3 separate regions of the Homo sapiens genome follow, and regions 1 and 2 are each linked to region 3. A link is an interaction called in ENCODE POLR2A ChIA-PET data of the cell type or tissue named here. Cell type or tissue: PC-9. All regions are shown on one strand.

What was found. Peaks named below come from ENCODE experiments on the same cell type or tissue, not always from the same donor. Only the 100,000 strongest peaks of a DNase experiment are listed, where the experiment ranks them.
Region 1: POLR2A ChIA-PET joins it to region 3 with 14 read pairs; 5 of 35 experiments call an interaction of 5 or more read pairs at or near these places.
Region 2: POLR2A ChIA-PET joins it to region 3 with 18 read pairs; 3 of 35 experiments call an interaction of 5 or more read pairs at or near these places.

What each region holds. Positions count from the first base shown.
Region 1 is chr17:81,555,938-81,558,437 of GRCh38, forward strand. NPLOC4 (NPL4 homolog, ubiquitin recognition factor) reads right to left here. Exons shown (of 17, transcript NM_017921.4): 17 at 950-2,500. It overlaps LOC124904085 (a long non-coding RNA gene), which reads left to right. Exons shown (of 2, transcript XR_007065947.1): 2 at 1-1,382. Among named protein-coding and RNA genes, the nearest start is that of FAAP100, 4.8 kb to the left of the region's middle. In PC-9, no CTCF peak of the experiment used is centred here; no DNase peak of the experiment used is centred here.
Region 2 is chr17:82,075,472-82,077,971 of GRCh38, forward strand. No RefSeq gene overlaps it. Among named protein-coding and RNA genes, the nearest start is that of DUS1L, 11 kb to the left of the region's middle. In PC-9, no CTCF peak of the experiment used is centred here; no DNase peak of the experiment used is centred here.
Region 3 is chr17:81,710,881-81,713,380 of GRCh38, forward strand. It overlaps SLC25A10 (solute carrier family 25 member 10), which reads left to right and starts at 1,404. Exons shown (of 11, transcript NM_012140.5): 1 at 1,404-1,639. The coding sequence starts at 1,547. RefSeq lists enhancers at 1, 176-445 and silencers at 1,046-1,715, 1,726-1,835, 1,846-1,895. In PC-9, no CTCF peak of the experiment used is centred here; a DNase peak (open chromatin) is centred at 1,011; H3K4me3 peaks cover 2,246 bases; H3K27ac peaks cover 1,749 bases.

The DNA.
Region 1 (2,500 bases), 150 kb before region 3:
AGGATCTTCACTGGCTCTCACATAAGACGGCCATGATCAGGTACTGGCTCACTGCATGGCCCAGGCTGCTGCTTTCTCTGATACAACCTCCCCGAGCCTCCTCACCTCAGCTTTTTAAATTTTTTTTCAGACAGGGTCTCACCCCGTGGCCCAGGCTGGACTTGCGATCACAGCTGGCTGCAGCCTCAACCTCCTGGGCTCAAGCGATCCCAGGAGCTGTGGGTAAATCGAGTGAACTGCACTGTGTTGAAGGTGCAGGATTGGAGTCCGGGTGCTGGGGGACTCACCCTCTCGCTCCTGGAGTCCAGAAGCCAGGACACCTTGGTCACTGTCCTGTGGCCTGCTTCACCCCAGGGCCCTCCTTCAGAAATTAGTTGGAGTTTTTTTTAGTAACTGCTCAAGTCAGCTATGAGTCACTGACCAAAGGACAAAGTGGTGCTGAACAGTGACTGCCAGGCTCCTATCTGAGGCTCAGAGAGCACTTGTTCTAGACGCTTTCTGTTGTCACAGGGAAAGACAGCTCAAGCAGGAACACAGGCAGTGTGTCACCCCCAGGCCTCACTCCTTGCTGCACCTGTGCAGTCTGGCCTTCCTGGGCTTTGTCCTTCACCTGCTGTTTGACCACATGTACCTGTCCACAAAGCAGTGACTGTGGGGCAGTCGCAGGGCTGACAGGTGCGGCAGAGGCAGAAGAGGCACCCAAGGGCGGCGGGGCCGTCAAACACTGACGCACTCTCCTCCTCCCCCAGATGTTAGCACTTTAAGAAACTTATCGAGGAGCCAAGGTTGGGAGGGATCGGCTGGGGAAGTGGGATCCCCACCTTTAAATGGACCATGCACATACACGTAAAACAGTGATATCTTGGAGACAAGTTATCAAATCCCCCCACACTGAGCAGATGCCAGACAACAGTTGAGTGCGCAGGAAGGACACACCAGGACCAGGCAGTTGCTTCAGGCGCTTTTATTAGGTTCCACTGCAGGGCTGGGGTCAATGTAATGCAAATCCAAGCCCAGTGATGCACACCTGTGAGCCGAAACAGAGCCGAAGCAGGAGCACCTGTGTCCCAGGAGCAGCTGGTTGGAGGGAGCCAGGGCCAGGCCCCACCTCCTCTCGGGACCAGGAGACTGGCAGCCGCTGTGTTCACCTGGGCAGGTGTGCACCCAGTCACCCCCACTGGATTATGGTGCTGGTAGCATGAGAGGGTGTGTCCACACCAAGGGCAGGTGAAGATGCGAGGTGGGGCTGAGACCTCCTTCCCACAAGAGGAGGTGGCTGAGCCTCCCAGGGCCTGAACTCTCACAGCAGGGCTCACCCCCAAGCCTGTATGCTTAGCTCTGACTCTCTTTGGACAATAAAATAAAGTGCATTACTGAACAAAGAGTAACTCAAAACCAGAATCAGACAAATCGCCAATGCTTTTCCTTTAGCTAAAAGACAAAAGAAAACATGAATGATGTGAATGCCGGAACTTCAGAGTAAGGGAAATGCTGGTGGAGGACAACGGAAACTATAATAGCGTGGTGGATAAGGACGAGCGAGTGGGAGAGGAACTGGCAACGCGGCTCTCTCTAGAAGTCCGTGCTGTCCAGCCTCTGCCCAGTGGTGGGGGAAGGCCTTGGACTCACAGGGAAGCAATGCAGGAAGCCTTGGCCACCTAGGCTCACAGCTCATCTCAGGACCAGAGGAGACAGCAGAGGACAAAACTTCAGTGTGACAGCTGCTAGGAGGGAGAGCAGACAGCCCGCGGTGGGCAAGCTGGGAGTTGCATCCGCAGCAGTCCGCTTCAACCCAGCTCCTCTCCACCCTTCCTGACCCTCCACAATAGCTCTGCCGTGACCAGACCCAACCCAACTGGCCCCTGGTCCCAAGAGCAGATGAGCTGCTTGGGCCTTCCACTTGGTGTCCCATGCCAGGCGGACCTGGAGGTGTCAGCCATGGCCCTGACCACTTCAGAAGCCAACAGGCAAATGTTCTCTGTTCATAGTGCCAAGAATGTGGGTCACGTGGGCTTACCCCCCAGGATGGACACAGAAGTCCCTAAGCAGTCTGCAGCTGGGCCAGCCTCTCCCGTGGGTGCAGAGCAGCCCAGATGTGGCCATCATTAAGGCAAAGAAGCATCGAGATGCCCACCACTCCCCGGGTAAGAGCCATGCCCCGGCCTGGCCACGCCACAGAGGAACGCAGAGCACACAAGCAGGACCCCACCACGTGCTGTTCCAGATCGCCCAGTCTCCCTCTATTGGTACACTATCAATTGTGCAGTGCCCCAGGGAGGTCCCAAATGGCCCTCACAAGAGGCACAGCCCCTAACGCCCTCAGCCAGGCGGTGCAGTGGGACGAAGCAGCGTATTGGGGAGGGCCAGAGCATCGGCACCGGTGACCCAGCTCTCCCACCCAGGCCATCGCAGGGCAGCCTCAGGGCAGGCGCCACCACTGCTCCTGCTCAGCCCGCAGTATCTGCAGTTGCTGCAGCTGTGTGGCTTGGTAGAAAAGTCT
Region 2 (2,500 bases), 360 kb after region 3:
GAGTCTCGCTCTGTCGCCCAGGCTGGAGTGCAGTGGTGCGATCTTGGCTCACTGCAAGCTCCACCTCCCGGGTTCACGCCATTCTCCTGCCTCAGCCTCCCGAGCAGCTGGGTCTACAGGCACCGGCCACCACGCCCGGCTAATTTTTTGTATTTTTAGTAGAGACCGGGTTTCACTGTGTTAGCCAGGATGGTCTCGATCTCCTGACCTCGTGATCCGCCCGCCTCGGCCTGCCGAAGTGCTGGCATTACAGGCGTGAGCCACCGCGCCCGGCCTATAATAAGTACTTTAATGTCTTTGGCTGCTGATTCCAACATCAGTGTCCGGCCAGGGTCGGTTTTGATTGATTTTCTCTCCCTGTGGGTCTTGTTTTCCTGCTTCTTTGGCTGCTAATTTTTCACTAGTTGCCCCAGGGATTGTGAATTTTACCTAAATATTTTTGGGCTTTGTTCTGGGATGGAGTAAGTTTACTTGGAAACAATTTGAGGCCAGGCACAGTGGCTCACACCTTTAATCCCAGCACTTTGGGAGACCAAGGTGGGCAGATCACCTGAGGTCAGGAGTTTGAGACCAGCCTGGCCAACATGGTGAAACCCCATCTCTACTAAAAATGCGAAAATTAGCCGGGCGTGGTGACGCGTGCCTATAATCGTAGCTACTCGGGAGGCTGAGGCAGGAGAATGGCTTGAACCTGGGAGGTGGAGGTTACAGTGAGCTGAGATTGCGCCACCGAACTCCAGCCTGGGAGACAGAGCAAGATTCCGTCTCAAAAGAAAAAAAAAATTTATGCTTTGGGGTCTTGTTTGTAAGATTTTTGTTTTGTTTTAGGTGTACCAGCGCTAACTAGTAACCAGCTAATAGATCTTGGGCCTTGAGACACACCCATCTGAGTATTCAATGTCTCACGAATTCTGAGGTTTTCTAGTCTGGTTGGTAGGAACAGGCACTGGTTTCCAGACCTGTGCAGTATCTGGCACTGTTCCGTCTAATCCTCCTGCTGGTTTCCTGCTCGCACGCATTGAAGGTGCTTGGCCTGGTGCTCACAGGAGAGCCCCCGTAGCCTCCTGCCTGGCGGTCCCGGGACAGCCCCTGCACCCCGCCACTGTCTGCCAGCTCCCCCCGGGTGCTCTGTCCTGCAATCCTCAGCCTCATTTTCCCCCCGGACTCTCAGCTCCACTTCCTCAACTCGGGGGGTCTGCTGGACTCCACCTCTCACTGTGCCCGGCCTGGAAGCTGCCAGGCAGAAGGCTGAGGTTACCCTAGGGCTCCTGGCACCTTGTTCCCACCCAGGGGTCACCGTCCTTCTTTGGCGGAGGCCTGGTATCCCCACAGCCAGCACCTCCTGTCCTTTGCCTGGATTTTCAGCTGTTTCCGGTGGGAGGGTGAATCCAGGCCTCGCTACTCTCTGGATCAGAACTCCAATTCGTTACATTAATTTTCATTTTAATTCGAAAGAAAAAATAACTGAAGTGAAGATAATTGTGTGACTTAAGGTAACTGTATCTTCATAACAAAGATACGTGGTTTCTCTTAGGTCTCCCTGAAGCTCATTTGCAACTTGGATGCACCTCAGGCCCATCAGAGCGCCTCCTCCCCTGGCAGCAGCTGAGCCAGGAACTTCAGAGACCCCTGGACACCACATTCCGGTACCGGAGAGCCGGGAGAAGCAGGAGGGGTGACAAGAGCCCATGTGCTGGGCACTACCCGCCTTGCCCTGCAGGGCCTGAGGCTGTGGAGCTAAAGCAGTTTAGTTCTGAGGCCACCCCCAGATAGGCCTGTGAGCCTCTGTCCTCCCTGGTGGCCCTGAGCCTGTGTGCACGGCTGGGGTGGGAGTGGCCGGAGGAGGGGTGGAGAGAGGCCAGAGGGGACCACGGCTGAAGGGAGCAGCTGCCTAGTGTTGGGGGACCGCAGGAGGGGTGTGGCTGAGCCTCGCTCCGATGCCCGCCTGCTGTCCACACTCACGCCTGGACACTGCCCACCTGCAGCCGCTGCACCAGGCCCACCCCCCCAGCAGGGCCCGTGGTGTTCACTGTAGTCCTGGCCCACTACCCTGCCCTGGGAGATGGCCCCTGCGCCCACCCCTCCCCTGCCTCTCCAGCAGGGGCTCTCCCAGCCCCCCACCCACCTCTGTGCCTTGGCACTCACACTGAAAGGGCCTCTTCTGTGGGCATGCTGTGCCTTCCGGAACCCCGGGCTGGCCTGCTTTGCCCATTCCCGAAATCCAATCCTGGCTCTCGCTCCTGCCCATGCCTCTACCCCAAGCTCATGTCCACCCAGCGGCCCCCCGCACAGCCACCCGTGGGGTGCTGCCCTTATGGGTCCTGGAGGCTGTGTCCACCCCACCCCTCGATGCCGGGGGTCCAGGTGCCCAGGGCTCCCTGTCCCTTGCTCCCTCCCAGCCTCCACTCCTTTGCCTAAACCCAAGTCTTCTGGGTCAACCTGGCCAGCCAGTGGCGCTATTGACACCGTCTTGGTGAGGCTGTGACGGCATCTTTGGCAG
Region 3 (2,500 bases):
CCAGGTAGTTACGGTCTGTGTGGGCAACACCTGAGGGACCCAACCAAACCAAGGTCCAGGACACACTTCCGGGCAGGGGTACCGCCTCTGGTTAGCTGCTCACTCCCCAGCCCAAATCTTCCGCTGATGACTTCTGGGGTCAGAGGCCACCTAAGGGTCTAGAAAACAGTCTCCTCCAGTTGGCTACCTGCCTACGTTGGGGTTACGGCCCAATAAACCCACAGCCAAGCTGAAAATCCTAAGTGTGCGTCTTGCGCTTCCGACACAGCCAGGGCATCGCTGGATGCGCAGAGGCAGGGCTGGACACATTCTGGTGCTTGAGGGGTTCCAGGGACCACGAGTTGTTTTTCCGGTGCTCCTCACCCTTCGCCCTGGAGGGTGGGGGAGGCCGGACAGCAGTGACCAAGCTGGAGCTGCAGGTCTTCATCCCTGTGGCCCAGCCCTAAAGCAGCCTTGGGGACTTAAATTTCATTTTGCCCAGCAGGTGCACCTGGGCCAGGAACACACCAGCGCCTCCTTGTTCTTCGCAGGGAAGTGGAATCCAAGCAGGGGCCCAGATGCAGGCAGGCATCTCCTGGGAACAAGAGCCCCAGAATCCACCCCGGGGCCCCACTTCCAGGGTGGTTGCCTGGGGCGTCTGGTCAGAGCCAGACCAGAACTGAGCAGGAGCTTCCGGGCATCTGTGTGTGGGAAGGGAGAGGCAAGTCCTTCCTAACCGCCTTTTTTCCCAGTTTTCATTCAGTCTGGCCCCAAGCAGGTTCTTTTTTTCTTTTCTTTTTCTTTTTTTTTTTTTTTTTTTTGAGATGGAGTCTCGCTCTGTCGCCCAGGCTGGAGTGCAGTGGCGCGATCTCAGCTCACTGCAACCTCTGCCTCCCGGATTCAAGCGATTCTACTGCCTCAGCTTCCTGAGTAACTGGGATTACAGGCGTGAGCCACCGCGCCCGGCTCCCGAAGCCGGTTTTCTGTTCTCTTGCAGCTGGGCCGGGGCTGAGCCCTCGGTGGGGGCAGGGGTTGCAGACCTGTGGACGCAGGGCCCACGCCGCACACACGTGGCCCCCGCCAGGTGACTCACGAGCCAGCGCCTGCGCGGCGGGGTGGCCACCGGGTGCAGGTTCAGGGCCAGGGGCCGGGCCTCCTGGGGATTGGCAGGGCGCCCGCCGCGGTCCCATGTGCCTGGGGCCGGTCCCCGGGCGGTGGCCTTCGGCCCTGCGCTCCGGCCTGGAGAAGGGAGGACGCCAGGGGCCCGGGGGAGTGGAGGCGGCCACGCAGCAGCCCCGGAGCACCCGCGCGTCCGCAGGCCGGGCCCACCGCGCTCGGCGCCCCTCGCGGCCGCTTTAAGGCGCCGGGCCCGCCTCAATCGCAGGGGGCGTGGCCTAGCGGTCCCGCCCCCGGGGCGCGCGCGCGCATTGGCTGTGCGGGGTGCGGGCGCGCGGGCGGCGCTTTGAACCGGGCGCGGGGCGCGGGGCGCGGGGCGCTGCGGCCGGTACACGCCGGGGTAGGGCCGGGGTCGGGTTGTGGTCGGGCCGGGATTGGGCTCTCCTGGGCCATGGCAGCCGAGGCGCGCGTGTCGCGCTGGTACTTCGGGGGGCTGGCCTCCTGCGGGGCCGCCTGCTGCACGCACCCGCTGGACCTGCTCAAGGTGAGGCCGGGGCCCGGGACGCGGGGCGGATGGGACCCTGGCGCCGCCGAGACGCCTGCAAAGGCAGCAGCCCGGCCCCACGCACCCGGGGATCGCCGCGCCCGGGGCTCCCTCCTGGAGAGCGCGAGGAGGCCCCCGACGCCCGGATGGCCGATCCCGGGTGGCCCTCCAGTGGTGGCCGCCGAGCTCGAGGCCTGCAGGGCGCAGCCGCGCTCCCCAGCTTCCCAGCCGGCTTCCCAGTTCTCGGCAGGTGGCGATCCAGCCCCAGCTCTACACTTTAATACCTGGTGACCTTGGGGGAGTCACTTGGCCTCTCTGAGCCACCCACCCCCATACATTCAAGAACGCTCCTTCCGCCTAGTTAGAAGTTGTGGGGGGAGTTCTGTGAGGTGCACAGGTGTTGGCATCTAGAGACGTGCTGGCTGTAGCATACCCAGGGTGTGGGCCAAGCCGCCCCCCACCCAGGGGTGTTTAGCACACCGCCGGACGTGTCCCTGGGCAAGTGGGGTGACCCGATGCCCCGGCTTTGGGCTGCTTCCTTCGGAGAGCTGCGTGGGCACTGGAAGCGATGTTAGGACCAGCACACCCCCAGGAGAGATGCCAGGAGACCCTGCACGCGTGTGGTCCTGGCCCTATGAAAGCGGGCGTTTCTCAGCACGAGAAGCAGCCACCGTTTTTTTACTTTTTTTTTTTTTTTAATGCTTATGGGGCAAAATAAGACAGAGCTCTCCTTGTTTCCCAGGGACAGCCAAGGGGCGTTGTTTTCTGACCGTGTCTTGCCACAGAGAACAAAGAAGAAAGGGCCTGAGGCTTTGCACAGTCTGCCCAGCAGGCCCTGCCCTGTGAACCTGGCTGTGGTCA